Linked DNA regions of Homo sapiens: region 1 is linked to region 2. Evidence: chromatin loops called from intact Hi-C (ENCODE). Cell type or tissue: endothelial cell of umbilical vein. All regions are shown on one strand. Each heading gives the region's core, and the rest is flanking DNA. Links, peaks and the distances in the headings are about the cores only. Region 1 overlaps CDH13 (cadherin 13). Region 2 overlaps CDH13 (cadherin 13).

Region 1 (16,214 bases), core at 4,950-12,949, 810 kb before region 2:
TTAGCCCTTGGGTTTTCCGTTAAGTAAAATCTGTTTACTTCCAGAAGTATCCTCTATGTGTTATAGTGAAATTGCCCAACAAACCAACATACTCAATAACTGCATTATCTAAAAGCATCAGCACTTGGATGTGTAAACTGAGCCTCAATCTGAAGTTCAATGTTTAGGTTAAAGTGTAGCTAGGTTCTTGAAAACATCCTTATTTCCTTCCAAAAATACAATTGCTTGGGGAGTCTAGTTAATTTATATTTAGTGGAATGTAGGAAAAGGACAAACTATGGATTTAATTTACACCTGAATGACAGTCATATCATCTACGTAGCCAACAGTGTTTCTGTGTGCGCGTCTGAGTGAGTGTGTACATCTCTGCATTTTGATCTTGTAATACCTGTTGAAAAATTTCTCCAGAAGAGGGCTCCATCCACAGCATTACAAAATTCTGAATCTACAGCTCATTTTAAAGAACTTCAATGCAGCAACTCCATCAAAACAAAACTATTCTCCTTATTCCACATTAATTGCCACAATCACCCCCAAATGAGAAATCCTGCCATTTTTCACTGTATTTATTTCTGTGTCTCTCTCTTTCTTGCTTTCCTTCTTTTGCTCTCTTGCTTTCTCGCTAGCTTTCTTCTTGCTTTCTTTCTTTTCCCCTATTGTAGTTGGTTCTGTTCTAATTCATTCTTTGACTCTGTATCCCCTCTGAGTATTGGAGCAGGGAAAATTTCAAAGATGTTTGTAGACGGTGCAATACGCAATGTGAGGAAGTTCTGAAATTTCCTGGCATTTGACTTTGGTTGGACTTGATTTCATTCTTTAGGTAGCCAAAAGGCAGGAACAGTTCTGCCTGTGGAAGGAGATAACCTTCCCCCTTACATAACCACCCAGAAGGGTGACTCCTGAGCTAGGTCCACTCACTTTCCATCACTCATTGAAAAGGAGAAGGAAATATCCCCCTGTCATCCAATTACAATAATCAGCTGGACAGAATCAAACCAAGTGACCAGTGGTTTTGGCATTGTTTCTATTTAGCTGTCAGCCAGGTACCCATGCACCTGTGAGAATCTGACCCTCCTGAAGGATGCTGCCAATATAATTCCCCACAGCCCGCTTCTTCTGCAGCCACCTGGGATCCCAGGCCTGGCTCCTCAGGTATGAACAGGCTGCACAGACAATGAATGGCTGGGCTGTAGGATCTCTTGCTCCTGCAGTAGGCACTCAGCAGTGGCCTTATTCTAGAGTTAGGGTGGAAAGTCATCTTTCTCTGCTGAGAGAGGCAGCTTGGGGGAAGGCAGGAGAGGAGAAGAAAGGACATTTCTAACTTGAAGTGCTGACTGAGCCAGGGTCTGTGGAGGTGAATGTGTCACCCTCTGGCTTAGCAAGTTGAACCTCGAGACATCTGCTTGGTGGTAATGGAACTCATCTATCCCAAACCTGCAACTCTGGCTTCTGGGCAGAGGTTGCCAAGTAGCAGCCACAGGCTAAATTTAGCCATGGATGCAGTTTGTTTGGCTCAAATGTTTTGCAAATTGTACATTAATAAAAAAGAAATCCAGGTTTCTAGCATTTCTGAAAAAGTCAGGTCAGGCAACCCTAGATCCACACTTCAACATGGCCGTACTTGACAGGGCTGAGTCACTACTGCCCTCTTTAGGCAGGACGTGCCTCCGTAGCTTGCCATAATCGTCACCACTCTCTACTACCCAGCCTTCTGTGCTCACTAATTTTGCCTGCTTGCCCCTAGGGCTTTTTGAGTTTGGGACCTCTGCTTTCACAAATGTTGAGGTTTGATCAAATTGATGCAGTTTATTTCTCAGTGATGGACTATTTGGAAAGGGAGGGACTGGCCTTTTCTCCTTCCCTGTGATTGAATTCCATTGATGTGTGCTTTGGAACAGCATGACCAAGGGGACTGCAGCCCCTCCCTGAGCACATTACTGGCAGTACTTTTGGACAGGCACCCAGAGAGACATAGCACCCAGATCATTGCTTCAGGTGTAAGAGTCATGCAGAGAAGTGACACGCTGCAGCTCTGAGTCAGTACGAGCCCTGGCACACCAGTGTGTTGGTACAAAATGTCATCACGCACCAGCAGCCAAGGGACTCTGAAACCCTGGGATCATATAGAGGCCTGCATACCCTCTCTGTCAGCAGTCCTCAACCATTTTGGTACCAGGGACCGGTTTCGTGGAAGACAATTTTTCCACGGACTAGAATTGGGGGGATGGTTTTGGGATGATTCAAGCACATTACATTTATTATGCATTTAATTTCTGTATTGTTACATTGTAATATATAATGAAATAATTCTACAACTCACTATAATTTAGAATTACTGGGAGCCCTGAGCTTGTTTTTCTGCCACTAGATGGTCCCATCTGGGGGTGATGGGAGACACTGACAGATCATCAGGCATTAGACTCTCATAAGGAGAAGGCGACCTAGATCCCATGCACGCACACAGTTCACACAGGATTCCAACTCCTATGAAAATCCAGTGCCACGGCTGATCTGACAGGAGGCAGAGCCCAGGCGGTAATGCGAGTGCTGGGGGGCCATTATAAATACAGATGAAGCTTTTGCTTGCTCACGGGCCACTCACCTCCTGCTGTGTGGCCTGATTTCTAACAGGCCATGGACTGGTACTGGCCTGTGGCCTGGAGGTTGGGAACCCCTGCTCTACGTAGTGTTCTACCAAGAGCATGGCTGTCCTTGGAGAACAGTGACAGCTGAGCATCATCATTCCATGAGTGTTGCTCCCTCACGGTATAGACATAACCAGAACGTCACAATAACTTACTCTACTTAGACTTGCCAAGGCCTCCGGGAACACTGCTCTAATATTCAGCACCTTTGTAACTTCAGGATAAAGCTGAATCTGCAGCTCTGTCACCTACTTTTTTTCTTTGAGACGGAGTCTTGCTTTGTCACCCAAGCCGGAGTGCGGTGGCGCGATGTCGGCTCACTGCAACCTCCACCTCCAGGGTTTAAGCAATTCTGTGCCTCAGCCTCCCAAGTAGCTGGGATTACAGGTGCCCGCCACCAGGCCTGGCTAACTTTTTTATTTTTAGTAGAGACGGGGTTTCACTGTCTTGGCCAGGCTGGTCTTGAACTCCTGACCTCGTGATCCACCTGCCTCGGCCTCCCCAAGTGCTGGGATAAACAGACGTGAGCCACTGCGCCTGGCCAAGTACCCTTATCCATAGGACACTGTCACATCCTAGCACCGTCCTGGAGCTTGTGTGATGTTTTTATATCTGTTTTAACAGTTAACACCCACGGCCGTTCTACATACAGTGTTAATGCTACAATTAATGCTCTCTGGCTCTGTAAATACTAGACTAATCTGTCTGCCTCATCCCATACCAGCAGGTGAGCCTCAGATGATTCTTGTTTTCCATAGCTACAGACCCCAAAGATCAGAGTAAATATAACTCCATATACACATATGAAAAAAAGTGATTGTTTTTCCTCTGCCAGTTGCCAACAGAAGTCAAATTCTAGAAAACTAACATTAACAACAGGCACGTTTTGACTTGTCATGTCTCATTTCAAAGACACCAATGAGCATCACCCGATCTGCTGCAGAGGCACAAAGACCCTGTGTCTCCTAGCTGAACGCAGCCCGGGCTGGGGCGGAGGGCAGCAGCTGCTCAGCCATCAACAGCCCTGCCACATGCCTGGGCAGGGCCCGGAAATGAGCTCAGCCTCTGGAGGAGCCTGGGGAATGGAAGGAAGGAATGTGGCAGCTTCCATCCTTGCCTTACGGGGCCTTCAGGCCAATGTCTCTTTCCCTCAAGGTGTCAGGGAACCGCTTTCTTGTGTTGTGTGCTGCAGGAAGAAGGTGGTGGCTGCAGACACCTGAAGCTTGAGCTTCTGTGATTGTCTCCCTGTGGACTGATTGCTGTAGGGCCTGCGGAAAGTTGCTGGACACTGCCAGCGGAACCGAGGCTGACTCAGACTGCCCGGAGTATCCCTCCTCAACTGCCATCAGCCGTCGGGCATCTGGGATCATCTCACTCAGGGGTTGCAAATTATGGCCCGTGAGCCAATTTCTCCCTGCAGTCTGGTTTTATAAATAGTTTTATTGGATTATAGCCACACCTATTCATTTATGTAATTGTTTATGGCTGCTTTTGTGCTATAACAACAGAGTTGAGACTGTCTGGCCCCTGAAGCTGAAAGTATTTACTATTTAGTCCCTAAAAGAAAAAGTTTCCTGACTCTTTATCTAACTTAAAGTTACAGCCAAAGAGGCTTCTGGGCGTCTTCTCAAATAAGAGGGGCCTGAGAAGTTCAGCCGTTGGGGACTTTTCCTCCTAGGCCCCAAGCACTTGAGCAACTTGACTTCAGGGAGATTCACCTGAGACCAAATGGTTCCAATAAATATCTATGATCTCTATGGAGGATCTACTATGTTCCAAGCACCACTTGTGTGTGCAGGATACAGTTGCTCATAAGGCAGACTGAGTCTCTGCTCTCCTGGGGCTCACAGCTTGGCAGGAAGGATCAATAGCAATTAATGAATAATTTAAGATGGAGACAACTGTGATGAGGGAAGAAAGCCCAGCTGTGTGAGGTCATGCCGTTCTAAATATTTTGCCTAGGTGTTCTTTGTCTTTCTCCTCCACTAGACTATAAGCTCTGTTGTGGTCCACATTGTGGCTTGATTTGTTCATTTCTATACTCCCAGGGCTTAGAACAGTGCCTGGCACATAGTACTCAGCAAACATGAATGAACAAATGAATGAATGAATATAAGAAAGACATCAGAGGCAGATGAAGGATCTGGGCGGCTTCCCTGACAACCTGATGCTTCAGCCCAAATCTGGAGGAGCAGTAGGGCTTACAGACAAAGACACAGTAGAGGGTGTGGGTGGGGAAAGGCATTCCAGGAAGAAGGCACAGTCTGGGTGAAGCCTCTATTCAGGGGAAACACCACACAGCCAAGGCAGTGATGTGAAGTGTGGCTGGGAGGTGCCAGAGCCAATGGGGCCATGTCAGCCACTGCAAGAATATTGGTGTTTTTCTCAGAGCAAGTGGCAGCCATTGAGGGTACTGAGGGAAAGGTACAGAGTGATGTGATCAGATTTGCATTCTGGCTACAAGTAGCAAATGGGTTGGAGCTGGGTAAGAATGGAAAGGAAAGGCCAGTCTAGGGCTGAGATCATGGGAAGCTGGATTCAGGAACGACGGTGCAGAGATGGGGCAGGTGATTGAAGTAGACTGATATGGTTTGGGTCTCTGTCCCCACCCAAATCTCATGTCATATTGTAATCCCTAATGTTGGAGGTGAAGCCCAGTGGGAGGTGATTAGATCAGAGGGCGGATTTCTCCTTGCTTTAATCGTGATAGTGAGTTCTCACAAGACATGGTTATGTGAAAGTGTATAGCACTTCCCCCTTTGCGCCCCCTCTCTCTCCTGCTTGCTGTGTGAAGACGTGCCTCCTTCGCCTTCCCCTTCTGCCACGATTGTAAGTTTCCTGAGGCCTTTGCAGCCATACTTCCTCTACAGCATGCAGAAGCAAGCCAATTAGACCTCCTGTCTTTATAAATTACCCAGTCCCAGGCAGTTCTTTATAGCAATGCAAGAATGGACTAAATCCTATTCAGATAATCCAAGAGACATTTAGGTGGATAACTTGACAGGCTTTGATGGTGGCTGGGTATGGAGATGGCAGGGCCAGAGAGAGGTGAAGGAGGCCTGCTTGAGTTCTGACTCTTCCAATTGGCAGGAAGAGTCAAACAAGGAGACCAGGTGTTTGACATTGTAAACAGGGTCGGTCTGAGGGCTTCTCTATGTGGGAGTGTAATTCAGGCTGCAGAACGTTCCTGGGAGAGGCACCTAAGGCCTGCATTACAGTATTGCCAGCAGATCCAGTCCATGCCTGCATCTAGGATGGGCACCGTGGGGGCCTGGAAATGCCCTTGAATAAAGTGACCGACGTGCAGCCTGTACAATTAACCAATCTCTGAGACTTTTCATGCACAAGATATTTGAGAGAAACATTGCCAAGCCCTTTAATCGTTTCTTGAACATTCAATCAGCAGCACTGGAAATATGTCTTACATGAAGCAAATAATGATCTTCTACCCTCAGCAATCGCTTTGCCAATGCTAACAAGCCTCTGCTTCAGCATGTTGGGTGTAGCCTTGGTGACTTCTGTTTGTGGTGTAGTAGGAGAATATTCAACTGGGTGCCAGGCAGTGGTATATTGGTAAATGTTTAACAACTGGGCCACTCTAAAGAAACACCCAAACCAGAAAGCAAAACCCAAACCAAGACACAACCAAGTAATTTGTAGCTCTTGCCAATTTCTGTGATGTAAATACTCCCGTCATGGGCAATTTGAATCTGCCAACCTGAGAGTTTCCTAAAAACTTAACAAGGGGCTCTTGCTACCTGATACTAACTGGCTCCAGCACACCATGGACCTGGATCCTGTTTCTAGCTCACCCCCTCACTCGTGGTATGACCTTCAGCAAGCAGCTTGAATGTTTTCATCTGTAAAATGGACCAGGTTACTTGGAGGTTCAAGTGAGTAAAAAGATGTTAGAATGCAGGGAAGTCCAATTTGCTGCAAAGATGCATGCAGATTATCTAAATCATTATCACTTACAAGGAAACAGGACCTTTGGCCAGGATCCTACAGCTGTCTAATTGGGCCCTGTAAAAATACTTTGATTCAGCCACTGAATGAAGTTTGATGTGTGAGAAACAGAGGGTGTACCTCTGCTTCCTGCAGTTCTGCATGTTTTTGCAGTAAGAAAGATTATTGCGTTCTGTGGCAGTATTGATTCCGAACGTGTCTATCTTGTTTTTCTGCTTTCCCTTCTTTTCTTCCTTTTCTCAACAAAGATATTTAGTGAGTGCTGTATGCCAGGCACTCACCTAGGTACTTTATCCTCAGAAGCTGAGGTCTGTACAGTTACTGTGCCTTTTTTTTTTTTTTTTTTTTGAGACGGAGTCTGGCTCTGTCACCCAGGCTGGAGGGCAGTGGCGCGATCTCGGCTCACTGCAAGCTCCGCCTCCCGGGTTCACGCCGTTCTCCTGCCTCAGCCTCCTGAGTAGCTGGGGCTACAGGCGCCCGCCACAGCGCCCGGCTAATTTTTTTTTTTTTGTATTTTTAGTAGAGACGGGTTTTCACCGTGTTAGCCAGGATGGTCTCGATCTCCTGACCTCGTGATCCGCCAGCCTCAGCCTCCCAAAGTGCTGGGATTATAGGCGTGAGCCACAGCGCCCGGCCTATCGTGCCCTTTCAACAGATGAAGAAACTGGTGAGTTTAAGGAACTGACCCAAGATCACAGAATAATAAGTGGTGAGCTGGGATTTGCACCTGGGTCTGTGCGTGGGCGAGTCCACCTGGGGCCCGTGTCTTCACTCAGCGAGTATTTATTGAGCATTTAGGGAATTCAGAGGTAAACGAGATGAACTGAATCCCTGTCTCATGGAGCTTACAGTTTTGTGGGAACAGCAGATAAAAACAAGTAAGTACTTGAAATAATTACAAATGTGGTAATTGTTACAATAGGAAGCAGTAGAGGCTGAAATCCATTGAAGGGAGAAGAGGCTGCTGTGCCTTCCTTTGCTCCTTTGCTTCCTTTCATCTGCCTTGCCTCCCTCTTTCTGCTGTCTTTCTTTCTTTCTTCCCTTAAATGTTACCTACCAACTATGAAGAACGCTGCAAACCTGGGAACCCAGAGGTGAACACGACAGTCCAGGCCTTCACTAGGAAATGTGCTGGAGCAGAATTAGAGCCTGGGGCTGGCCTGGACCCAGAGCTGCTGGTGCCTTGGACTGCTTAGGGACTGCTGAGCAGACCTCCTAGCCCTTTAGAAGTGAGCTTGAATCCCTGCCCAGCCATTTACACACTGTGTTGCCTCAGATAATTGACTTCATTTCCCTCCTTTTCTGTTTTCCCCTGTATTAAAACAACTGAAAAGGAATATCTATGCTTGCCCTGCAGGATTTTTGTGAGAATTAAATAAGTGTATGTTAATGATGTCATCCTATGCTTAAGAAATGTTGGTTGTATTACTTTTCACCCTATGCTCCAAGGAATTTTATGGTCTGAAGGTGTCATGGGGTCTTGGCTTTCAGGATGTGACTCACTTAAGGGGGGAAATGACTGTGCATGTCATAATGCGTGGACATTAAAAAAAATAAAGTTTGCTCCCCAGGGAGGATTTGCCAATTCCCATATTAGTAGGTCCCCCAAGATTGTTCCCCTCGGGATTCATGCCTCATAAAATCATTTGATCTGGTGGGATCTCATCTTCTTAATGTGTCTGCCCATCATCTGTTCCTGGGAGGCTTTATTAGGGCAGTGTGTGCGTGTGTGCGTTTGTGTGCATGCACGCACCAGTGCCATGAGTACTTGTTTAAAGTACCTCCATGTAACCACAATTCACTGTAGTTGCTATGCACTAGTTACCCATGTTATCTGGAATCCTTCCTGCAACCCTTAGAGGCGACTCTTATTCCCAATTTTATATACGATGAGAAGAAGTTTTGAGTGGTGGAGTCATTTGCTCAAGGCCACACAGTCACTGAGAACTGGGACCAGGGTTTGGACCCATGCGTCTTTATTCCTGTGCATATTTATTTTCCTCTATGTTGCACTAGTATATAAAAGTTGCCTTTCCCACTCCCCTCATTATATAAAAATTCTTTCCTTTGTCTATTTTGTTCTCTACCTCCCTTAAAGTCAAGATAGCTGCCTGGGATGACTACTTTTTTGAGTTCCTAGTCTCTCAAAGTGGGTCTGGGCCCTGGACTTCCTGTCTGGGCTACTGATTGCAACCTTCAGAACAGGGTCAGCCCGGGGTCATTTGTGTTCTTTGTCTCCATGTCCTTGCTTTTGACCAGGGCCAAACAACCCACCTGCACTGCATGGTTCCCCCAGCAAGAACATCCCAGTGAGAATGGCCCACAGATGCCTGGGCGTGACCCACCTGCAGCTTCAACCATGCAGGTAAATTTGCCTGCTGCTGTGTCGTGTGGCTGGATGGAATTCTTCCCTAGGGATGCTAAGAAACCCTGTTGCCTAAGTCAGTGCTTCCTGCAAGCTACTCTTTGTAATTCTTTCCCCAAACAAAAAGAAAACAAGAAATATACAGTCTGTAGCTATATAGAGACACCTGGATCTATATTGTGTGGCAATTGGATTGAATGTAACTTGAAGTTTATTTTTGTCTTACCAGACTAGTGTTTTTTCCTGTTAATTTAAGTGCTTTAGTGAGGGTTGCCATTGATTGAGCAAACATGTGTTGAGTGCTTATTATGTACCCAGCTCCATTTTCCGTACTAGCCACAGAGCAGCGAGAGCATGGCCTTTGCCCTCCAATCCTGTTCTGGTGGACAGACACTCTCTCCCTTGACAGGGTCCTCACCACTGTGTGCACCGTCCCGCCACCTGGTGGCCGTGCCTATCTGTGCATTCCCTATTTGGTTAACTCATTCACTTAACAAATATTTACTGGGGGAAGACAATATCTCAAGCACAATTCTCAGCATTGAGGGAGGCAGCAGTGATTAAGAAAGACAAGATTGCCTGCCCCCGTGGAGTTTGTGTTCTGATAGCAGAGAAAGACAGGAAACAAGAAAAATAAATAAATATGGTAGTTTTGCGTAGTGATAGTGCTATAGAAAAACGTTCAAATGGGGTAGAGTGATAGACAGTGTTGTTCTGAGCTTGTCCACCACACCCTCTTGGGACAGAGGATTCTTTGTTCTGATGGAATGGCCTTTCTATAGCATAGAGATGAAATGTGCTACCGTTTGTGAAAGGAAGTTAGTAATACATACATGGCATTTTTGTCTTCACTGATAAAGTGTTGTTGGTCAACTTTTGTCAACTCTCTACTTTTTGTTTGTGTTGAAATTTTACTGTTGGGAATTTACGAATATGGCAACTAATGATTTAAACCAGGGGTAGGTATCCTTTTTCTGTAATGAGCCATCTAGTAAATAGCTGGTTTCTCTTGAAACTGTTCAATTCTATCCGTGTAGCATTAAAGCAGCCACAGCCGATATGTAAATGAATGGGCAGGGTAATAAAATGTTATTTACAAACACAAGCAGAGCTAGATTGGTCCTTCAGGCTGCCATTTGCCAACCACTAATCTAAACCAGTAGCTGCCTTACCAGTTGGTCAAACTTGTTTAAGACAGGGATAGGGCAGAGGCCAGCGAGGGGAACCAGGCATTCTCTTTGGCCTCAGTTGCCATGAAAATCATGGTACTTCTTTAGGGTCACATATCACTAGATTATTTGCATTAACTTTTATCAAGGTAAAGATGCTAATAGTCAACTATGGAACATAATTCTCAGAGTAGATCTAACATAGGAATAATTTAGCTTTGTAATATTTATCTGGACTACAATTTTTAAGGCACTTTTGCTACCCAAAAGTATCTTGGGGTTAAACACGCTCTTGGATTGAATTCCTCTAAATAAATAGAGACACAGAATTGGGTTCAGGGGGTTAAGTTGGTAAATGATCTCAAGGTCCATAAGTGAGCGAGTGGGGAGAGTGAGACCAAGAAGAAGGAAAGCCAGCAAGCCAACAGTGAATGTGTCATTGAGGTGGTCACAGTCATGGGAAACTGGCTTCTTGCTGCTGGGTCTCTACAAAAGCACTGTGTAAAGCTCATTTCCGAATGGTCCCTCCACAGAATAGGTGGCTGAGGGTGTATTCACTCGCCCTTATCTTCTGCTGGTCAGGGGTGACCCCTGCCGTCATTAACTTCTCTGTGCTTCCCTGCTGAGCCTTTGCTGTCATGGGGAGCAGTCATGACTTTGGAAGCATCATAGCAGAAAAAATGGAAAGGTATGGCAAGTTGTTGGACTGTCAGGATATGCCCTGGGTAGGGTATGAATATATGTGATTTCTCTTGCCACCATTACATGTTACTGGAAACTTCCTCAGTAGAGCTAATGGTAACAGAAAGAATTATGGTAGTGGTAATTTTTAAAACCTTCTGAATTTGGTTAAGCACCCTCCTGCAGATATTCTCTTTCCCACTAGATGGTACCAGTATGCCAAAGCCCTAGAATGCTACCTTAGGGCCTCGTCTTTGACATGTGATATATTCTCATTACTTTTCAACAATGAATGAATAAGCCAGTTGAGGTCAAAGGAATCAACTATGGATGTTTTAGGGACAGGAGATGGGAGAAAAGTGGAGGCTGTCTAAACAGTTACCCTCATTCACGCATTCAGTCATTTATCAACAAATATTACTCAGCACTGACTGAGTGCTCAACACTTTTCTAGGCACTGGGAATACAGAAATGAGTAAGACAGGCCAAGTCCCTGCTCTGGTGAGCTTATGTACTGGCTGGGAGAGAGACAATAAAAAAATGAACAGGTAGGTATGTGATGTCTGCAGGAGGGTGATGAGTGCCATGAAGAATGAGAAAGCAGGCGAGGGGGTAGATAGCGACAGGCAGAGGTCATGGCGCTTGCCTTCGCTGTTGGCTGTAGGGTGAGAGATTATTTTCATCTGCTTCCCAAACCCAGTTCTTCCATTCACCAACTCCTTATGACACCCCTATGCGGTTTATTTTTGAAATGAAACTAACAGCTCATGGAGGGCAAAAAAAAAAAAAAAAAAAAAGTGGTGCTTGGCAAATGTGTGTTCACTAGTCGGGGCCCACTGCAGCCTAACACCTAACTCATTGGACTGCTTGTTGGCTGATTTAATTTGTCTGGAATATTTCTGAATTACTATTGTTGTTGACACACAATAGAGTTGCATTTAACTCAGAGGTTAGACTATAAGGTCAGGGTTTTAGGCAAACACAGTTGTCATTAGCCTTGAACTCTTTTAAGTTGCCCATTAAAGTACAGTAGGCGTGGTTTAGTCTATGCATCCCCGTATTGTAATCAATAGGGAACAATGTATAATGCACGCAGTAATGTACAGGGCATAATAAAGAATATATGCAAGATATAATTTTATAGCATTTAATTGCAGTATTTACATTGTTCTTTTTCTCTCTCTCTTTGGTGGGAGAGCTGGCTTTCCATTAGTTAAATGTGCATATGATGAGACTTGACTATATTCATTTAAGCCACATTCCTAATCATACAATCTCCACCAGACTGTGCATTACGTAAGGCAAGACCTGTTTTCTCTGTTGTGTTCTGTTTATCTTTGGATTCCCACTACCAGTCAGATGCTTTGGGGTGGGGGAATTGAGGAATAATAATAGTAGAAGTGGCAGTAATAGTAGCTGATATCAGTGTGGTGCTGATTTTGAACCAGGCCTGGTGTGAGTGCTTCAGATGCATTAATCAGCACATGTAATCCTCATAGTGACTCTATAAAATATCTTCTATGGTTTTAATCCCATTTCATAGGTGGGGAAACTTCAGGAGAACTTAGTAAAAGAACCTAATAAAGCTTTAGGACTCTAGGGCTGAGATTCAAACTCAAGACAATTCCAGACACACAAGACCACATGTTGTATGATTCTATGAAATGGAACAAACTGTCCAGAAAAGTCAAATCCAGAGACAGAAAGCAGATTAGAAGATGTCTAGGGCTGGGGGCAGGAGGAAATGGGGAGTTACTGCTAATGGGTATAGAATTGCTTTGGGGAAGATGTAAATGCTCTGGAGCTAGATAGTGGTGGTGATTACATTAGCTCTCTGTAAATAAACCCCAAACCTGGGAATCATATATCTTAACCGGCTAAGCTTTATAGTATGTTACACATGTCTAAATAAAACTGGTATTGAATAGGAAAACAAGCAAACCTTGGGCAGGTCAGCCTCAGGGCTCCTGTTTGTTCATGAGCACACACCACCTGTCTTACAGTTGTTCACCACCTGCTGGTGATACTCTACTTGCTTTACTTATATTAACACTGCGACTCCTCAAAAGATCCCCATTGTCCACCCTACTGAGATCAGAAAGCGGAAGCAGAACGATGTTGAGAAACTTGGGGCTGGCAAGTGGTAGTTTCAGGATTAAGACCCAGGCTGTTTGGGTCTAATTCCTTCTGGCTACACTGGTTCTTACATGTGTTTCATTCATTAAAAGCAACCTGTGTTATTTGGAACTGCAGGTCACCTTGGCCTATTGGAAATAAAGCAAGGGTTCTTCACGTTTGTTTTGCTGATTTGTAAAGTGAATTAAGAACCATCTTTTGCCTCACTGGTTATTATTCTCATAGTAGCCTACCCTGGTGTAGAGTTCTGGCTGCAAAGCTCTCAGAGACTGAAGAAAAGGAGATGGTTTAGTGTTACTGACTTTTTTTAAGACAGGGTCTTTCTCTGTTGCCCAGGCTGGATTGCAGTGGTGCAATCATAGCTAACTGCAGCCTTGACCACCTGAGCTCAAGCAACCCTCTTGCCTCAGTTCTGGAAATAGCTAAGTGGGACTACAGGTGTGGACCACCAGGCCCAGTTAATTAAAAAAAAAAAAAACTTTAAGACAAGGTCTTGTTATGTTGCCCATGCTGGTCTCGAACTCCTGGCTTCAAGTGATCCTCCAGGAGTAGCTGGCATTACAGGCTTGGCTGACTTTTAAAAGTAGTAAGTGGTTTAGGATGGGGGGTGGTATGGAGGTCGGGTGGGGAGAAAGAGGAGAGAAATCTAATTGATATGCTAATTGTCATTGTACTCAAGTTGATAGCAGATTGCTGAAGGATTTAGGATTTACCCAAATTAACATGAATGTTTGGCACCCTTTGGCTGGTGCGGCTGAAGAATTCAATAGCCTAGTAATGAGAAGTCAATCTAAGGTCTAAGGCTGGGAAAGGAGCTCCCACTTCTTACATTCAGTGCTCATCACTCTGCAAATCAAGGCCCCCCGAACTCCTCCCACCCCTGCCTTCTGCGTCTCCCTCTGTGCTCTCCATCACCCCCCTACGGAGTTCCTTTGATTCTCAGGTCCCTTAACCATGGAACGTACTCCTGTCTGCCCTCACTCGTGGGTTGATGATTTCTATCCTTTGTCATGTTGAAAATGCTGAGTGACAAAGCCATTAGCCATGCACAGTGAAACAAGGAAAGCAGCCTAGAGCTGGTCCCCAGACCAGGCCCAGTGCACGAGTTTGGGTGCTGGAAGGGGAGGCTTTATGGAGGCAAAGCTGAGGGGCTGTACGTGTCTTCATAGGTCTCCAGTCTGTAAAAGCAACCACGCTTTGGGCTGGGGCAGAAGTCAGGACTTGAACTGGCTCTGGCTGGGACCCAGGCTCCCAGGTAGCCAGCTCCCAGGTGACAGGAGTCCGCTGGGCTCCCTCTGATTCTTAAAGCCTTTCCAGGTAGCAACAGGAGATCACGCAAAGCCACGTAAGTGTCTGATTCAGTCCTCCCTGGTCAGTTTTCCAGCATAGCGTTTTGCAAAATGTGTTCTGAAGAGATACTGGTTCCATGGGAGGTTAATATGGGTTCTGGGGAAAAAAAATTAGGGGAATCAAAAAATTACTTGTATAAACTAATATTTTGGAAAACTCTGGAGTTAGAGAAGTGGACCAGATTGGGTTTTGTTTTTTCACAAATGAAAGTCTCTGAGATTGTAGTGTGTTTCAGTTTCAGAGGGCTCTTCCCAAACCCCTGAGGTTAAGGAAACTCTTGTACACAGTGGGTCTCGGGCACTAACTCACAGATCACACTTCTGAAAACAAGCTCCTAGGATGCCATATCTCAGAGTACGGGCTTCGACGGGGCCCTTCACCCAGCTCCAGGACCAACTGGGAGCCTGTTAGGACTGCAAATCCTGTCCTCTGGACCTAGAGAATGAAAGCCTCTGGGGGCAGGCTCAGAAATCTGTGTTTCCAGATTCCACTGGGTTTTCAACTCCATCCAGAATAATTCTTCTGGTGTCACTGTGAATATTTGCTGATCCTTCTGACGTCTATCCGTGGTGCTTGTTTCTGAAGTGTAGTCTAAACCGTTGGCTCTCAACTGTTGGGGTGAGGGGGGTTGTGACCCTCGGGACAGTTTGCAATATCTACAGACATGCTTGTTTTTCACAACCTGGGGAGGGGAGTGGGCATCTAGTGGGCAGAGCTCAGGGATGCTGTTCAACATCCTACAATGAACAGCACAGCTCCCACCACAAAAGGTTATCCTGACCCAAATACAGTAGTGCTGAGGTGGAAAACTCTGATCCAAATGCATAGCTTCATACTCACCCAGCACACACAGGGATTTTTATCCTTATCTTATCCTGTTATTACTAGGAGGCTGGAATCTGAAGCTGGGGCTGTGAAAAGATACCTCACAGCAAGCCGCTATTCATGTATAATTTTTCAAAAGGTAAAACCAAGACTCTTGGGTAAATACGCACTTCAACTCATTAATTTATGAAGAAACCAGTAAGATGCCATGGTTATTCCAAAGGGCATTTAAGAAGCTAAGGTATTCGTAAGGAATTTAGCAAAGAAATGTGAAGACGAGATTGCTGAGTTAGATAAAAAGTGGTTAATGTTCATCATGCCTAAACTTTTGGGGGTTATCTGTTCTATTAGATAAAAAGTATTTGCATCTCTACTGGACAAAAGTTGACCACTTAAGTGGTGACTTCACAAAGTCTGGGATCTTCAAGAGCAAACAATGAGATGAACTAAGAGCATGCTCCTAAACAACTTCAGGTTGTCCCTGACTGATAACCAAAGGATGTGCCATCAACCATTTGGGCCTTGTTTGCAAGCTTTGAATAATTTTTCTGGTGCTTTAAACACATTATTGTTAGTATTTTGAGACGGAGTCTCGCTCTTTCACCCAGGCTGAAGTGCAGTGGCGTGATCTCGGCTCACTGCAACCTCCATCTCCAGAGTTCAAGCGATTCTCGTGCCTCAGCCTCCCAAGTAGCCAGGATTGCAGGTGCCTGCCATCAGGCCCAGCTAATTTTTTTTTGTATTTTTCATTGAGATGGGGTTTGACCATGTTGGCCAGGCTGATTTCAAACTCCTGACCTCAAGTGATCTGCTCGCCTCGACCTCCCAAAGTGCTAGGATTACAGACATGAGTCACCGCGCCTGGCCTAAGCACATGACTTTTAATTTACTGGTGCTGCATGGTCTGTGAAAAGTGGGTCAAAGAAATGGGAAGTGATGGGAGGAGAGGTCACAGGAGGCCAAGGTTGTAATATGGTTAGAAGCCATTTCTTACCTGTCTTCTATGAAGTGTGGGTTGTGAGCGATGCTTTCATTCAAACCTATGAGGTGCATCTTGTCATCATCCCCATCTACAGA
Region 2 (16,214 bases), core at 2,790-10,789:
TCCCAGTAAGGATGGAGAATGGCTTGTTGGGGATGGAGAAAAAGGGAAAGGAGGTTCAAAAAGTGAAGTAAAGCTTTTATCATTTAAATGTGGCAGCATTAGATGTGGGTCACAGAGTTGTAGACAGGCTTAGGACACGGAAAGGAGTTTGGTTATTCATCTGGCCCAGTTGCCTCCTTTACATGTAGGAAAATCAGCACTGACCAGGACAGATGAAGTGGCTTGTCCACACCCAAATATTTAGTTAGTGCAGAGTGGAGAGCTCCAAGTGGGGGCCAGAGCCCAGAAGACTCCTTCAGCCTTGTGCCCCCAACACTGTGGAATGGGAACTGAATCAGTCGTGGGGAGGAGGGGTCTCTGCAAACGTGGCAGGTCACAGAAGATGGACAGCAAGGGCCAGGCACGGTGGCTTATGCCTGTAGTCCCAGAGCTTCAGGAGGCCAAGGCAGGCAGATCTCTTGAGTTGAGGTCAGGAGTTCGAGACCAGCCTGGCCAACATGGTGAAACCGTATCTCTACTAAAAATACAAAAATTAACTGAGCATAGTGGCGCACACCCGTCGTCCCAGCTACTCAGGAGGCTGCGGCAGGAGAATTGCTTGAACCTGGGAGGTGGAGGCTACAGTGAGTTGAGACTGAGCCACCGCACTCCAGCCTGGGCAGCAGATTGAGACTTCATCTCAAAAAAAAAAAAAAAAAAGCGGGGGAGGGAGATTAATCCTGGTGCCCTTCTAGAACTACCACCTGGCCTTTCTTAATTGTCCACTTGGAGTGTTTGCCAAGCGAAGAAAAGATGAACCCATGACTGTGACCTACCTGGAGGGTAGACATTCTGGAGAGCTTCCCCTCCAACAATGTCCCAAATCTGTGTTCATCCCTGAACACAACCACTGCAGTTCTAGGAAACCAACTTTCTAATATATTTAAGGATGCTTGTCAAGATTTTATTATCTGTTCTTTCATCAGAGAGATGTTTACAACAGCAGAAAAATTTAAAAATAAAAATGAAATGTTTTGAATAAGAAAATAATTAAATTATGGCACAGCCAGGGTCAGTAGTCATCTGGTCGACTGTGGATGGATCTTCCAGAGACTCCTCTCGCCTGTCATTTGTTGGCACTCAATCTCTACCTGTTGTTCAATACTTTGAGTACCACTCTGGTAATGAAATAATAAGAGTGATGGAATACTGTATATCCATTTGAAAGATGACAATTCAATTACTTGGGAAAAACACAATACATTTACAATTGGCAAAATACAAGCTCTAGAACATCAGCTTAATCTATATCTATGTTAAATGTATGTAAAACTTATGTTCCTACCAAATATTAACAGTGACTTTCCCCGATTGGTAGAATTAGGGATGGTTTTAATTTTCCCAATTTTTGGTCAGTGATATTTTCTTAATGTTTAAAAAGGAACATTAACAGTTTTTATGATAAATGAGGAAAGTTTCTTTACAACATTTTTTTGCATGCCATTCCTTAGAGTTGGGCAGCTTTTGCAAGCTGTGAGAAGCCCAGCTCCTGCTTTTCCTGATACGGTTTATGACTCACAGCTGCCACCAAGATGTCAGTTAGCTCTGTGACAGTGAAATGACTTCATTTCCCTGAACCCGGATAGAAACGGTGTCTGGGAAGAGAGAGAGTACCTGGTGGAGCCCTATGAGTAAATGTGATGATGATTCAGCTCTGGACCCTATACTCTACTCCAAAAGGAAATGTTTCAGGGCATCAGAGGGCATGAATTCATGAATGTGTATACGAGGCTTTGTTCAGGATATTTTTAAATATAGAAGTTCATTGATACAACATCCCTATGAGGTAGGGATTATTAAGAGGGCTTTATCTATAAGGAGGCTGGGATTGAGAGGGTTTGAATGATTTGGCCCAGGTCACACCATAAGAGCTGGGAGCGAGATGACAGAGTCTTTTTTGTCCACAAGCAAAATAGCCATGCCTGTACTTGCAGTCGGACCGGAGGAACACACAGGCCAACTCTGACGCAAAGCATGGTTATCACCATGCTCCTCCAATGCCACCTGCGTCTTAGCTCTGGGTTTATTATTCACTGAGTGCCTTAATGGGCACCTATCGTTTATTTTCCCTGGGCCTCAGTTACCTCATCCGTAAAATGAGACAAGAAGGTATTTGAGGTAGATGAACTTCAGGATCCCATCAGCCTTGACGAGTGCAGGATTCTATGTGAATCTAGATGAGATTTATCCAAGGACCTCCACATCCTGCCTCCCACCTCCATGAGCAGCTATTCCAAAGCTACCAGTCTGGTGATTCAGCCAAAGACCCATCATTAAAGAGCACAAAGACATCCTTGGCCAGTATCTTTCTGGATGCTGATGCTTTTCTCCTGAATTGCATGTCACCTTGGAGAACTCAGTGATGGATGAGAGAGATCCAGCTTTGACCTGGAAAACTTTCACATTGCAAGTTTTTTTTTTCTTTTTCTTTATAGATTTATAGTCAATACTTCAGCCTTTCTATGACAAGAAGCTTATATTTTTCTGGACTAGATGTAACAAACGACTTTCCAAGTGATCAGTGACATCCCAAGTTAGGGCTGCATTTTGAAATTGTTCTTTAGAATCTCTAACTTCATTGGGAACAGTGATATCAGAATGTTACCTTAATACTCTGCCAGAAAGGCATGGAGAAGATGTAAAATGTTTATAAATGAACATCCAGTGATGTGCACTTGGTAATTTCATTCAAAGATGTAAAGGAAGAGATACTATAAGGGACATTTCTGTTATTTTGTCAAATGCTATTATTTACTGAAAAATAAAATTTCACCCTATATGCTTGACCTTCAGGGACTTATTTTAAGATCATATGGCTTTTCCTAAACAGCTGAATTATTTAGTGAGATTGAACTCTCAAAGACTTTAAAATAAAGCCCACCAAAATACCAGCCACTCTGCAGTGCTACAGCTGTTCAGACCTCAATCTGCATATTTCATCTCAGCAGACTGAAGTTTGCAACTGAAAAATCGCTCAGAAAATACTTATCACCTTCCATGCCAAACGCAGAAAGGAATTTATTTGAAGCTGAGAATGTGATAGGGTGGGTGACTTACTCCCACAGTGATGCTTAGAATGGTGGATGGAGTTCTAGCTGCGTTTTTGCTGCTTCACCCCTGGGGAGGCCACGCCTCTGAGAAAGAGGCTGGGAGGCCCTTCCGCAACAGGTGTTCAGGTATGAGTGAAAGAATCTAAGGAGTGAGCTTGGAGCACTGCACCCACAGACAGGACCATCATTAGGAGCACATTCTCAGTGCGTGTTGAATGTTACGAAAAGGTTTGATTTATACATTTTTGACCTAAATAGAATTTAATCAAAATGTCTAGAGAATTTTTACGGGTTACTAGCCCCTCACTTTTTCTGAAGTACTAAAAGCAGAATCAGGAATTCAAGATTATCATGTTGAGTATAAAGCACTCTAGTCTTCCTAAAGGAATCAGTGTCAGACTGGGCTGGTGGTTCACACCTGTAATCCCAGCACTTAGGCAGGCTGAGGCAGGAGGACCACTTGAGCCTGGGAATTTGAGGCCAGCCTGGGCAACAGAGTGCGAAGTCCCTACGAAAAAAAAAAAAAAAAAAAAAAAAAAAAAAATATATATATATATATATATATATATATGGAGAGAAAGAGAGAGCGAGAGCAAGCCAGGCTTGGTGGCATGTGCCTGTAGTCCCAGCTACTCAGGAGGCTGAGGTGGGAGGATCATTTGAGCCCAGGAGGTTGAGACTGCAGTGAGCCAAGACTGCACCACTGCACTCCAGCCTGGGCAACAGAGGAAACCGTTTCTAAAAAAAAAAAAAAATCAATGGTACCTCCTATAGAGTCAGGTGATGGTGTTGATTATGATGATGATGGCAAAGACGGTGGTGAAGGTGATGGCGATGATCATGGTGATGATGATGGGCTGATGATGACTGTGATGATCATCATGGCAAAGATGACAATAGTGAGGTTGATGATGGTGAAGATACCAATAGCAACAATGAAGATGTGGCTGCTGATGTGACAAAGATGATGATGGTGATGGTGATGATGGCAACAGTGATGACAATGATGATGATGATAATGATGACCATAGTAATGATGATGATGATGACGATGATGGTAGAGGCTTACATTGATTGAACCCTTGCTAGGTAACAGATATGTTAAGCACTTAAGCCCTGAGTGTTCATTATCTTATTTAATCTTCAGCACCATCACATGAAGTACATGCTGTGATTTTCCCATTTTAAAGATATTGAAACTGAAGTTTAAACTCGGTAAGGAACTTGCTCAAGGACAATACTTCTTAAATTTTGCTATACATTAGAATCACCTGGAAAGATTTTTTAAAATCTTGACCCAGAGGTTGAGTAATGTGCTCAAGGGCACCCACCTGATGAGTGGCAGAACCAGGCTTTACAACCCAGTCACTGAGCACCAGAACCATGTCCTCTCTTGTGAAGAGCCAGTCATAGTGCCCAAGGAATTTTCAGGGCCATCATTGCTCATGTCCCTCCGGTGATGCTGTTTTTAATAATAGTAACTGGCGAGCTGGAGTATAATGTTTTGGGTAGCATGGCAGATCTTTGTGGGGCAGTGTGCTGAAACCAGCTTAAATCTCTGACTGCCGAGTTAATTTATTTCATTCATAATATTCTGTTCGAAATGAAAATATTCTCATGGTTGGTTTTGCCTGAAGGTATAAAATTCCCCAAATCAGCAAATCAGCAAATCAGCGCTTTCCTCTGATGAAGGGGGAGTTCACGGAAGACTCCAAAAATGGACCAAAATGCCTCTGTTCCCACGTTGCAGGTAGGAAATTAAAGCTCTTAAGAAAGGATGGCATTGTTTATCCATATTCAGAAACCACAGGGCTGGGATTTTTTTCAAATGAGGCCATGCTAGTTAATTAAGACTTTGCCTTTCAGGGATTATTTATATTCTTAATTTTTGATATTTTTCATGGCAGTGGAGTCTGAATAAACTCACAGGTGTGACCTCCTTCCATGCCAGCTACTACTCTCTCATTTAATCCTCATACAACACTGACATTTGAGTAATAGTTTTCCCATTTTGCAGCTGAGGAAACTGAGGCTGCGAGAGTTTATAATTTATAAAAGCTTTTATAATTTATAAAAGCTTTTATAATTTATAAAAGGTTTTATAAATTATAAAAGGTTTGCATCATTTTCACCTACCCGAATCATTCTTCTACAAAAGAAGAAAAGTTATTTCAGAAAAGCTTCCTAAGTTTTCCCTAAAATGAATTTCTGGCCTAGAAAATCAGATCCTGCTGTGTTCACACTTGGCCTCAATTTCCTCAGGCTTCTGGGTCATTAAGGAGGAGCTTTATCACCTGGCTGCAGGGTGGAGGAAGCCAAGATTCTGGACCGATAGCCTCCCACAGCTGCGTTAGTATTCCACAAAGGCGCAACCAGAAGATAGCAAGGAACTTTCACACTTGGCTTTAATTTCTCTCTGCACATTTTGTTAGCGATAAAGACCATCATGTTTTTTCTTTCTCCACCTTTTTTGCTTTTAGAATTCTGAATAGATGTTTTCATCACGTGGCTAAGTAAAACTGGAATAGCTGAGATTTCCAGAATTCAGTTAGAAGATCTGATAAGCATCTAAAACTTGTCCTAAGGTAGGGGGAGAAGTGTTTAGCTTGGAAATATAACTCGGAGTTCCCAGTCTTCCTCAAGTAGGTACTTGGGGAGATACTGAAGTAGGAGGAAGATGATTCCTACAAACCACGCCGAACAACAGACAGTTCAGAGATCTTTGTGCCTCTTGACTCAAAAAGGCAACTAAAAGATTTCTAAAGCATTATCCCCATCCCTCCCCCATCAAACTTTTTTATTGGGTATAGAAAAACATGAGGAAGGTCAGGTGCTGTGGCTCAGGTCTGTAATCCCAGCACTTTGGGAGGCTGAGGTGGGGGGGCAGATTACAGGAGGTCAGGAGTTCAAGACCAGCATGGCCAACGTGGTGAAACCCCATCTCTACAAAAAATACAGAAATTTTCTAGGCATGGTGGCATGTGCCTGTAATCCCAGCTATTTAGGAGGCTGAGGCAAGAGAATCGCTTGAACCCAGCAGGCAGAGGTTGCGGTGAGCCGAGATCATGCCACTGCACTCCAGCCTGGGCGACAGAGTGAGACTGTCTCAAAAAAAAAAAAAAAAGAAAGAAAGAAAAAAGAAAAAATTAGAAAGTACCTTCACTAGATTTAGAAGTAAGCCCTTAGGCATAGATGGTCAGCTGAGCCTTTTTAAAAAAGGAAGTTGCTTAATGAGATCGGTTTCCACCACTCAGTGTTAGAGTTTTGTGCCTCCAGTTTTATAAAATAATGTAAATTATTCCCAGCCGCAGAGAAGAAAGGACAGAAAATGAAAATTAGCAGGGTACAGAAGTCCATTCTGCTGAACAATGGAAGAAAAACCACACAGGGATTTGGTACCATTAAACTCTGGGGCAATTTTCTGCTCATTTCTCCATCTCCTCTCTTTCTGGTGGTAATCAAAGGAACGAGCTCCAGATAGGAAAGTCTTCCCTGTAATTAATTTAAACAAGTTCAGTAGACTCCAATTATCTAGTCTGCTACAACATGGAGAAATGACTGGGAAAGGAACTCCTGGGCAACTGGAATGAATTCCATGATGGCTTTATTAAGGAGTACATGTAACAAATCCAAAGTCTTTAAGCTTATCCTTTTGGGGGGCTTTTAAAAGTTATGTCTTTATAATAAAATAAAAGCTGGGGACCATGTTTACCTCTATCTCAAGTGTTAAGCTGAACCATTGATTTATTTCCTTAGAGTGATGCATTACTGCCACCTAATGGTCATGTACCTGCATTGAAGGGGTTAAGAAGTAAGGAAATGATTTAAATAGACTTACCACCACCACTGGTCACCCGTCTTAAAAAAAAAAAAAAAAAAAAACAAAAAACACCTTATAGTAACCTTTTTTTTTTTTTTTTTTTTTTTTTTTTTTGGTTTGTGCTGGATGCGGTGGCTCACGCCTGTAATCCCAGCTCTTTGGGAGGGCGAGGCAGATGGATCACCTGAGGTCAGGAGTTCGAGACCAGCCTAGTCAACATGGTGAAACCCCATCTCTACTAAAAATACAAAAATTAGCCGGGCGTGGTGGTGGGTGCTTCTAATCCCAGCTACTCAGGAGGCCAAGGCAGGAGATTTGCTTGAACCTGGGAGGCAGATGTTGCAGCGAGCTGAGATCACGCCACTGCACTCCAGCCTGGGCTACAAGAGCTAGACTCCATCCCAAAAAAACAAAGAAAAAAAAGTTTGATGGATGAAGCAGATGAGTTACTGTGGATCAGGACTGTGGAAAGCCCGCCAGTTAGACAAGGGATGTTGCCCTCACCCAAAGAGCAGATAAACACCATTGGTGCTGTTTGAGCTGGGCGGGGCAGATGATACCAGATCTTTAGCAAGATGAGTTTCACACCTGTGTACAGGAAGAAGCGTGTGAAAACAGGTCAAGAGGATCCTGAAATAAACCAAGTGTGAGAGTATCAAGGTGACAAAAGGGTAATGGAGGCTGGAATGTGAAGTTAGAGATAATCATTTTTTTAAATTATATTAAATTATATTTTATATTATATATATTAAATATTGATTTATTTTTTATAATTTATAATGATTTATATTAAATATCGACTGTTTGCCAGGCACCATAGTTAAAATGAGATAGACCAGTTCTCTCTCTCAAGAAGCTCCCACATCAAGTAGCCCTTGATGTGATTCACTCTGTGGTCTGCAGAAGTTGCCCCACCTCTCTGGTCCCCAGTCTCCTCTGTTACAGGGAAAAAGATTGCTCTGGGAGTTTTCAGAAGCCCCTTTGACTCCCAATAGGAACTTGCCTGGAGCAGGTACTTCCAAGGGAATGAGAGGAAAAGCACAGTGTTTAGCTGAGATAGGGGTAAATATGGTCCCCATCTTTTATTTTATTATAGAGATATAACTTTTAAATGATAGCTTTGTGTAGGTGATAGTGGAGCTGAGTGAGCTAAAGATTTTTTTTTTAATCTCATGATCTGAGTCTAGCTATCTGGAGTGGAGCAGGAAATGTGGTATCACTGATATGTAAAGAAATCAGTAAGGAGGGGCTCATTTGCAGATAAAAGGGAATAAAACCAGGGCAGGCATGCAGACACCATCATGGTAGCTAGACATATAAATGCAGAGATCCAAGATACCAACTTCAGCTTGGAGGGAGAAACAAGATCAAAGGAAGAGGGTTCAGCAGTTCTGTGCATGACACTGGGTCAGATCTCTTCCCTAGAACAAGATGCTCAATGGCTGTGTGCCCCAGAACAAGGTGCTCAGTGTCTCTGAGCTTCATGTCACTGTTGTGTAAAAGCAGCACTATGATAGGGGCCTCTTCATAGAGCAGCATTGAGTATCTTTGGTTTAACATGAGAAGAGTGACTGGCCCTGTAAGCTTCAGCAGATACTAACTAGTATCATTATAGCTCCTCCTCCTCTTCATGATGATTTATAGAATTGGTCAATTTTTCCAGGGAAAAGCAGTAGAGATGAGAGTAAGAGGATGCATTCATTCCATGCCTGCAAGACAGCCCAGCTGGGGAAGGTGAACTTCAGTGGTGGGGAGGAGTGAAAGGAATAGAAAATAGAGATTTGGGGAGGATAGGGTGGACTGGTTCCACACCTCTGAGACAGCAAAGACTCCAAGAAGTTTCTGAGCAAAGGTCACAGGACTTGATGATTTGGAGGTTACTGATGACTTTCGAAAGAGCAGCCAGTGAGGAATACAGGATTCTTCGTATGGAGACAGATTACAGAAAGAAGTCAAGTGAAGCAACAATATGCTCCTAGATACCGAATTTCCACAGCCTGGCAATCCTCAACAAAAGGGAGACCTGGGCTAGTTTTAGACTCGAGAATAGATCAAGGGCAATGTGTGTATGATCAGCAGGCTGCAGCTTCCATATTAACCTACGTTTTAAATGTCTTACATTCCTCTGGACAAAATAAATCAGCCCGGATGGAATTCGTTGCCACAATGATCTATAATGATCTATGATATGTCTTCTCATTTATAATGTCAAGCCCTTGGAGATAGGAGGCCCTCAATGTTTCTTTGAGACCTGAGATGAGAGGATGATCAATGAAAGTAAACGAAGAGGATCATGGTAAAGATCTCATGGTACCAAGAGGAAAACAACTGATAAACAGGGCTCATGGAAGTCCCTGTCCGCTGGGCAAAGGAGAAACGGCTCCCTTACCTGATCACACATCTTCGTCATGTCCTTCAGGGCCCCAGATCCTGTTCTAATGCAGAGCAGGAAGATGGTGACTTTTTGAAATTTCTGGAAATATCACTCGGTGAATCAAAGCAAATTAATTCTCTCTTTTAGTCACTCTGAGCCTGGATTTCCAGTCCTTGGAATTTCGCTTCTACCAACAGTTCTTTCAGAGTCATTTATGGTTCTAAATACACAGGATGCAGTTCCCACATCACCTCCCCTCATAACACCATGGGATGAATAATCATGGTGAAGACAAGGATCTGTGGCCAAATGATGGTTTCAAGTCCCTGTTCTGCAACTTGCCTAATGTGTCATCTTGGACAAATCCTTTATCCTCACTGCACCTTCGTTTTGTAAATAGGGACGTTAACGCTGGGACGTACTCTGCTGGTTTGTTTTGAAGAGAAAATGAGCTAATGCAAGGGAGAGGGAGCTCAGACCACAGATTTGTGCAGAGAAAGTGCCGAATAAGTGACGGCTGCTGTTTCTGTTTTTATTCTGCGAGGAACTCTAATAGAAGAAAAAGAGCATTTGATGACTGAATCACCGGTCTTCGCTAGCAGGGCAGAGGCAGATAGTTCCCCCGCCCCGACCCCGGGCCCAGCTGCTCATCACTGGGGTTGCAGAGTTCAATGCCGACATCCCAACTCTGACCCAGCACGGTGCCTACTGGGGAAGGCAGATATGGATAAACCACAGCAGCGCCCTGTGATTGATTCTTTGCCAGACGGTGGAGAAAGTGCACATTCCCAGATAGCTCCTGCAGGGAGGTTGCATGATGCCCACAAACCCACCTGTGAGGCCCATAAGCCTGGATGTTCTCTCTTAGCTGCTTAGGCTCTGCCCCTCAAAAGCGGAAATGTTGAGTGTGGAGTGCAGCTTGTTCTATGAATTTGAAGTACGTGGTCCCTGGGGTTGGACCAGCAACAAGTGACTCAGTCCCTCTGAGACTCTGTTTGCTCCTCTGAAAAATGGGTGGTGTTGTGGGGGACAATTTTCTACCTGATGAGCTCCTCATGAGGATCTATGTAAAGGGTAGTATCTGATTCATTACCAGGATTTTGTATGCTTTATAGGCATGCCAAATACAGCTGTATCTTACTTTATTAAATCGAACGGAAAAAAATGTGAAAATCAAGTTGTGTGTTAAATTTGATAAAGAGGGCCAGGGGCGGTGGCTTATGCCTGTAATCCCAGCAGTTTGGGAGGCCAAGGCAGGCAGATCACGAGGTCAGGAGATCGAGGCCATCCTGGCTAACATAGTGAAACCCTGTCTCTACTAAAAATATAAAAAATTAGCCAGGCATGGTGGAGGGCGCCTGTAGTCCCAGCTCCTTGGGAAGCTGAGGCAGGAGAATGGCGTGAACCCGGGAGGCGGAGCTTGCCGTGAGCCGAGATGGTGCCACTGCACTCCAGCCTGGGAGACAGAGCAAGACTCTGTCTCACAGAGAAAAAAAAATTGATAAAGAGAGTTCATGATGTAAAACAGTAGTTCTCAGCCTTGTGTGTGCGTCGGCATCCCCTGGAGGGCTTGTGAAAATCCATATGGCTGAGCCGCACCCCCAGAGTTACCAATTCCATAGGTCTGGGTAGAGTCTGAGAATCTGGATTTTTAATAAGCGCCCCCAGTGATGCTGCTGGTCTGGGGACCACACTTGGAGAAACACCTTCTTCAAGGAGTCACATGTTTCTGAAGCAAAGGAGAATCATTTGTCTTTGTATTACTCTGTTCTCACGCTGCTAATAAAGACATACCTGAGACTGGGCAATTTATAAAGGAAAGAAGTTTAATGACTCACAGTTCCACATGGCTGGGGAGGCCTCACAATCATGGCAGAAGGCGAAGGAGGAGCAAAGTTACATCTTACATGGCAGCAGGCAAGAGAAAGCATGTACAGGGAAACTCCCCTTTATAAAACCATCAGATCTCATGAGACTTATTCCCTATCATGAGAACAGCATGGAAAATACCTGCCCCCATGATTTAGTTACCTCCCACCAGGTCCCATCCACAACCTGTGGCAATTGTGGGAGCTACAATTCAAGATTTGGGTGGGGACACAGCCAAACCATACCACTCTTTTTTTCTTTTGTTTTTGTTTTTGCTTTTTTGAGACAGGCTCTTCCGCTGTCATCCAGGCTGGAGTACAGGCACTATCACAACTCACTGCAGCCTCAACTTCCTGGGCTCAAGAGATTCTCCCACCTCAGCCTCCTAAATAGCTGGGACCACTGGTATGCACCACCATGTGCAGCTAATTTTTTACTTTTTTGTAGAGACGAGGTCCCACTATATTACCCAGGCTGGTCTTGAACTCCTGGACTCAAGTGATCCTCCTATCTTGGCCTCGCAAAGTGCTGGCATTACAGGCATGTGCCACACGATGCCCAGTCCATTTTATTTCGTACTGAAATATTCTTCCTCCTATTTTTTCTTTTCAAACTGAACATCTTTATATTCGAGGTTAATTTAAAATGGAGCCTTCAGTGCATCTGGTATGTGTGTGAATTGGACCCAGCTCAGGGATTTTGCTCTTCTGTTTAATCTTTGCTTTTCCTGTGGACCCATGAGTGTCAGGACTGATATTTCTGATTTTTCCTTTGTGCCAAATTGAGCCTCATCTGCCCGGTCAGCCCTAATGTCACACGCACTCCCCACCGCCTGAGATTACAGGACAGGAGATACATTTCGATTCAAAGTTCTGAAAATATGATTAATCTCAAGACTGGAGAGAGAAAAGTTATTGGAAATATTTTCATAAAAATTAATGTTTATAGTCAACCTTGTGACAGTCGGTAGTATGTCAGCAATTCAGGTAAGGTTGTGTTTGTGTTTTCTTGTGCAGAGGATTTAGCTGCCTATAATCAGTTTCATGAAACCTTGCTCTTACATGACTCATTTTTTTCATTTATTCACTCATTTGTTCAGCAAGTGTTTATATTGATTACTTGGTGCCAAGTTCTATACTAGGCTGTGAAAACAGAGACAAATATAGACATCCTCTGTTCAGGCAATGAGAGCTTTGTAATAAGTTTCTTGTTTTTTAAGGACAAAGGCTTTTATGATTTTAGCATCACGTGGCTCCTCACTTTCTCGGTTCGTTTTGTGTTTGGTTGATGTTTTCGTTGTTGTTTTGCTTGGGGATGGTACTTGTTTCCTGCCCAGCAATTCTTGTAAGTAAGTAATAATATAGAATAACCAGATTTGTTGGGTTCCTGCAAAGACAAACATGATATTTAAAGAAGCTTGCAATTAAATAGAGAAAATAAACATCTAAAAATAGATGTACAATGCAGTGTGATGAGGAACAAGAGAAGTACCTCGGTGAAAGAAATAATGTATGTGTTTGTGATGTCTAGAGAAGTATTCGTGGATGAAGTGATACTGGAGGTGGGTTTTGGAAGGAGAAATCTCTTTCTCATATTATTAGTCTCAGTCAGTTTCCCCTCCTTTTGTTCCAGGAACACCAGCATTTCATTAGACTTAGACCCACTGTAAGCAAAGGGCTTAAGCACAAGTCCCTGGGGGAGAAACTCAACTCTGCCATCTTCTAGCTGTGTGCCTTTGGAAATCACTTAATTTTTGAGCCTATATGATGGAATACTACTCAGCCCTAAAAAGGAATGAATTGATGGCATTCACAGCCACCTGGATGGGATTGGAGACTATTATTCCAAGTGAAGTAACTGGGGAATGGAAAACCAAACATTGTGTGTTCTCATCTGTGGGAACTAAGCAATGAAGATGCAAAGACATAAGGATTGTACAATGGATTTTGGGGATTCGGGGGAAAGGGTGGGTAGTGTATGAGGGATAAAAGACTACAAATTGAGTTCAGTGTACACTGCTCAGGTGATGGATGCACCAAAATCTCACAAATTACCACTAAAGAACTTGCTCAGGTAACCAAATACCACCTGTTCCCCAAAAACCTATGGAAACAAAAAAATTAAAAATAAAATGAAAAACAACATTGATCATGAAAAAAACATGAATAACATTACACCCCACACAGGATTGTTGAAAGAAACAAAAGAAAATATTATTTAAAAAGCACTTAGCATCGTGTCTGACATGTTATAAGCACTTAATAAAATCATAGTTGCCTTAGTTATTATAATTATCACAATGTTGATGGGTGTCCTACAATACGAAGTGGACGGAGTCAGGGCTGGGGAATTGAGTCTATCTGTGGGGTGTGCGTCTGTTTAATGGTGGGGTTCTCAGATCCTTGCATGTACAAGGGCATTGTGAATTGGCTGTATGTGGGCAATGTTCTCTGCCGTACTCCCGAACTTGTTTAAAAAGGAAACTCTTTATCCACCATGTATCTCCACCATGTATCTGTGAGAGCTGGGACTCTGCAGATCACTTATTGGTTCACAGCCTCCCCAAATCAGCCTGCTCTGTTCAGGGGACCATATGTGCCTGATAATGACCCTGCCTTTGTAGTCCATGGTCAAAAGCTTGCCATGAGTCTGTAGTGCCAGCTCAAATGGCATCATGCTGTGCTCCTGCCTTCCCAAGCAGGGTGTGCACGCAGGCACCCTCTGAAGGCTAGGTTCTAGATATCCTCTCATCTTTATCTTTGCAACTTTATCCTGGCTTCTAAGGGGCATGGGTGTTTCACTGTCACTATCTGTGGAAAAATTGATTCAGTCTGCATGTTCCGTGAAACACTAGGAGATTCTCCAAAAGAAGCCTCAGTTAGCAACTGCAAGTATGCAAAACAGGTATATTAAGGGGTGATGACTCACCTCAGAAAAGGAACCTCTGTTTATAGAAAAGATTAACCAGAAGACGTCTTTAAATTACATCCATCTCTGGGCATAGCTTGTGGGTGTCTGAGAAAATGATTGAGAAGTAAAATCTGTTTTGTGTGCATGATACACATTCCCAAATAAGCCCAAAAGAAATCAAAGTGACAGTTTGATTTACCTTTTTTAATTCAGAAAATACCTTTTCAATATTGACACTAGAAATCAGCCCTAATTATTCCCCTCTGACTTTGCTACTTTGTCTTTCCTTCTCATCTGTGTCCACTTGCTTCCTATTGCATTATATATTTTACTTTGCATTTAATGTATCATAAGCACATCCCAGATTGCTGTATGGTCCTTATCATTATAATTTTTAATGACTGTGTAATGGTCCATCAAGTAGCTGAGTCTAATTTATTTGGCCATTTTCCTATGGTTAAACATCTAGGCCATCGATTTTCTGCCATTTTTAGCTGTAGAAACTGTGTTTTAAGAAACCATATGTAGAACCTAAATATGTTCTATTGATTTTTTTTTTTTGATATAGAGTCTTGCTATTACACAGGCAGGATTGCAGTGGCATGATCTCAGCTCACTGCAACCTCCACCTCCCGGGTTCCAGCAATTCTCTTGCCTCAGCCTCCTGAGTAGCTGGGATTACAGGCCCCTGCCACCACACCTGGCTAAGTTTTGTATTTTTTTAGTAGAGAATGGGGTTTCACCATGTTGACCAGGCTGGTCTCGAACTCCTGACCTCAAGTGATCCACCCGCCTCAGCCTCCCAAAGTGCTGAGATTACAGGCATGAGTCACCATGCCCAGCTCTCTATTGATTATTTGTGAATACTTCAGCTTATTTAATTTTCAAAGTAATCTTTAAAATCGGAGCCATTGTTATCACACTTTCTAAGTGAAAATTGATGCTCAGAGAGATTGTAGAGTTTGCTCAAGTCTGGATACCTAGCAGGTTATAGACCTGAGACATGAACCCACGTATCTCTGACTTTCAGAGGGTGGATTTTTCATCAGTGAACAATACAACTTGGACCATGTGGAGTGAGACAAGGAAACTGGCAAGGCCCAAGAGATTCACTAACCCCCTCTAAACCTGCCCCTGATGAATGGCAGATGGACATTCAACCAATGACAGCTGTTTCTGAGCATCTAAAATGCAGGGAGCCTGGTGTGATCACTGGCCCACCTGAGGCTCTGGGGGATGAGTCGCAGGTTCCATCCATTGCTGCCGTGTCTCTGTTTGGTTTAGAAGTGGCTTTCTCCAAGGACGTGAATGTTCATTTTAGTGCACCTTCTGGATTTTCTCCTCTTCCCTAGATATTTGCTTTTGTGTATTCCCACGCAGGAGCTTCAGCCATTGCTACACGTGGCTCCTTCTTGTGCTCTTCTCTGCTTCCAGCTGCGTTTTCCTCAAAGGCTTTCTGGTATCCGTCAATCCCTAGATCTCTAAGAACCTTGAGCTTTGCAATTTATCCCTCTTCAGAATCCTATATGTCAGTGGCATTGGCGGAGTGGGTGGACACCTGGACAACTGTTCCTGCTTTCCATTCGTTTTCCTTTGTCACTTAAAGTGCAGGGCCAGGGCAGCATCTCTTCTGTTAGTGGCGCAGCTTTCCCTGTGGACAAGTCTCCCTTTCCTTCTCTGTGCTAGCTGGAAACAAATCACTAATTAAATTTCATCTCTCGCAGCTCTGGAAAAACGACAGACTAGTGCTTCCAATTAATTTCATCAACAGTGTGGAATAAGAGGCATGTTGCATCCTGTAAAGACAGCAGGGCTGAGGGGAGGAGGCTCCCACTGCTGTTACCCTGCTGTCTGTCTTCAGCGAGGCTGGAGTTCTGAGCCTTTCTCACCTGCGTTCCAATATCCAGCCCTGGCTTGCTTAGAGGGTGAGAAGACTGCATTTCTTCATCCACCAAACACCAGTGGGGAGTCACCTGTGTGCCAGGCACCACGAGCCTCCCACTGTTGATAGAACAGCAAACAAGGCAGACACATTCCCTGCTCTGGAGATAGTGCCAGACAAAAATAAGGATGTCGGGATGTGGCAGTTACAGGTGTCTCTGAACATTTCACTAAATCGAATGGACCAGGGCCAACGACCTAGAGACAGGAA

What was found. Hi-C counts contacts between places; a loop is a spot of excess contacts. Peaks named below come from ENCODE experiments on the same cell type or tissue, not always from the same donor. Only the 100,000 strongest peaks of a DNase experiment are listed, where the experiment ranks them.
Region 1: a loop joins it to region 2, with 7 times the contacts of the local background. A loop is called at or near these places in 7 of 110 quality-filtered maps.

Annotation. Positions count from the first base shown.
Region 1 is chr16:82,630,490-82,646,703 of GRCh38, forward strand. All of the region lies in intron 1 of CDH13 (cadherin 13), which reads left to right. Among named protein-coding and RNA genes, the nearest start is that of CDH13, 12 kb to the left of the region's middle. RefSeq lists enhancers at 13,442-14,050, 14,051-14,658. In endothelial cell of umbilical vein, for the core only: CTCF peaks have their summits at 9,420 (motif pointing left) and 11,001 (motif pointing right); DNase peaks (open chromatin) are centred at 8,062, 9,422 and 11,062; H3K27ac peaks cover 3,705 bases.
Region 2 is chr16:83,440,104-83,456,317 of GRCh38, forward strand. All of the region lies in intron 6 of CDH13 (cadherin 13), which reads left to right. Among named protein-coding and RNA genes, the nearest start is that of CDH13-AS1, 49 kb to the left of the region's middle. In endothelial cell of umbilical vein, for the core only: a CTCF peak has its summit at 6,876 (motif pointing left); a DNase peak (open chromatin) is centred at 6,848.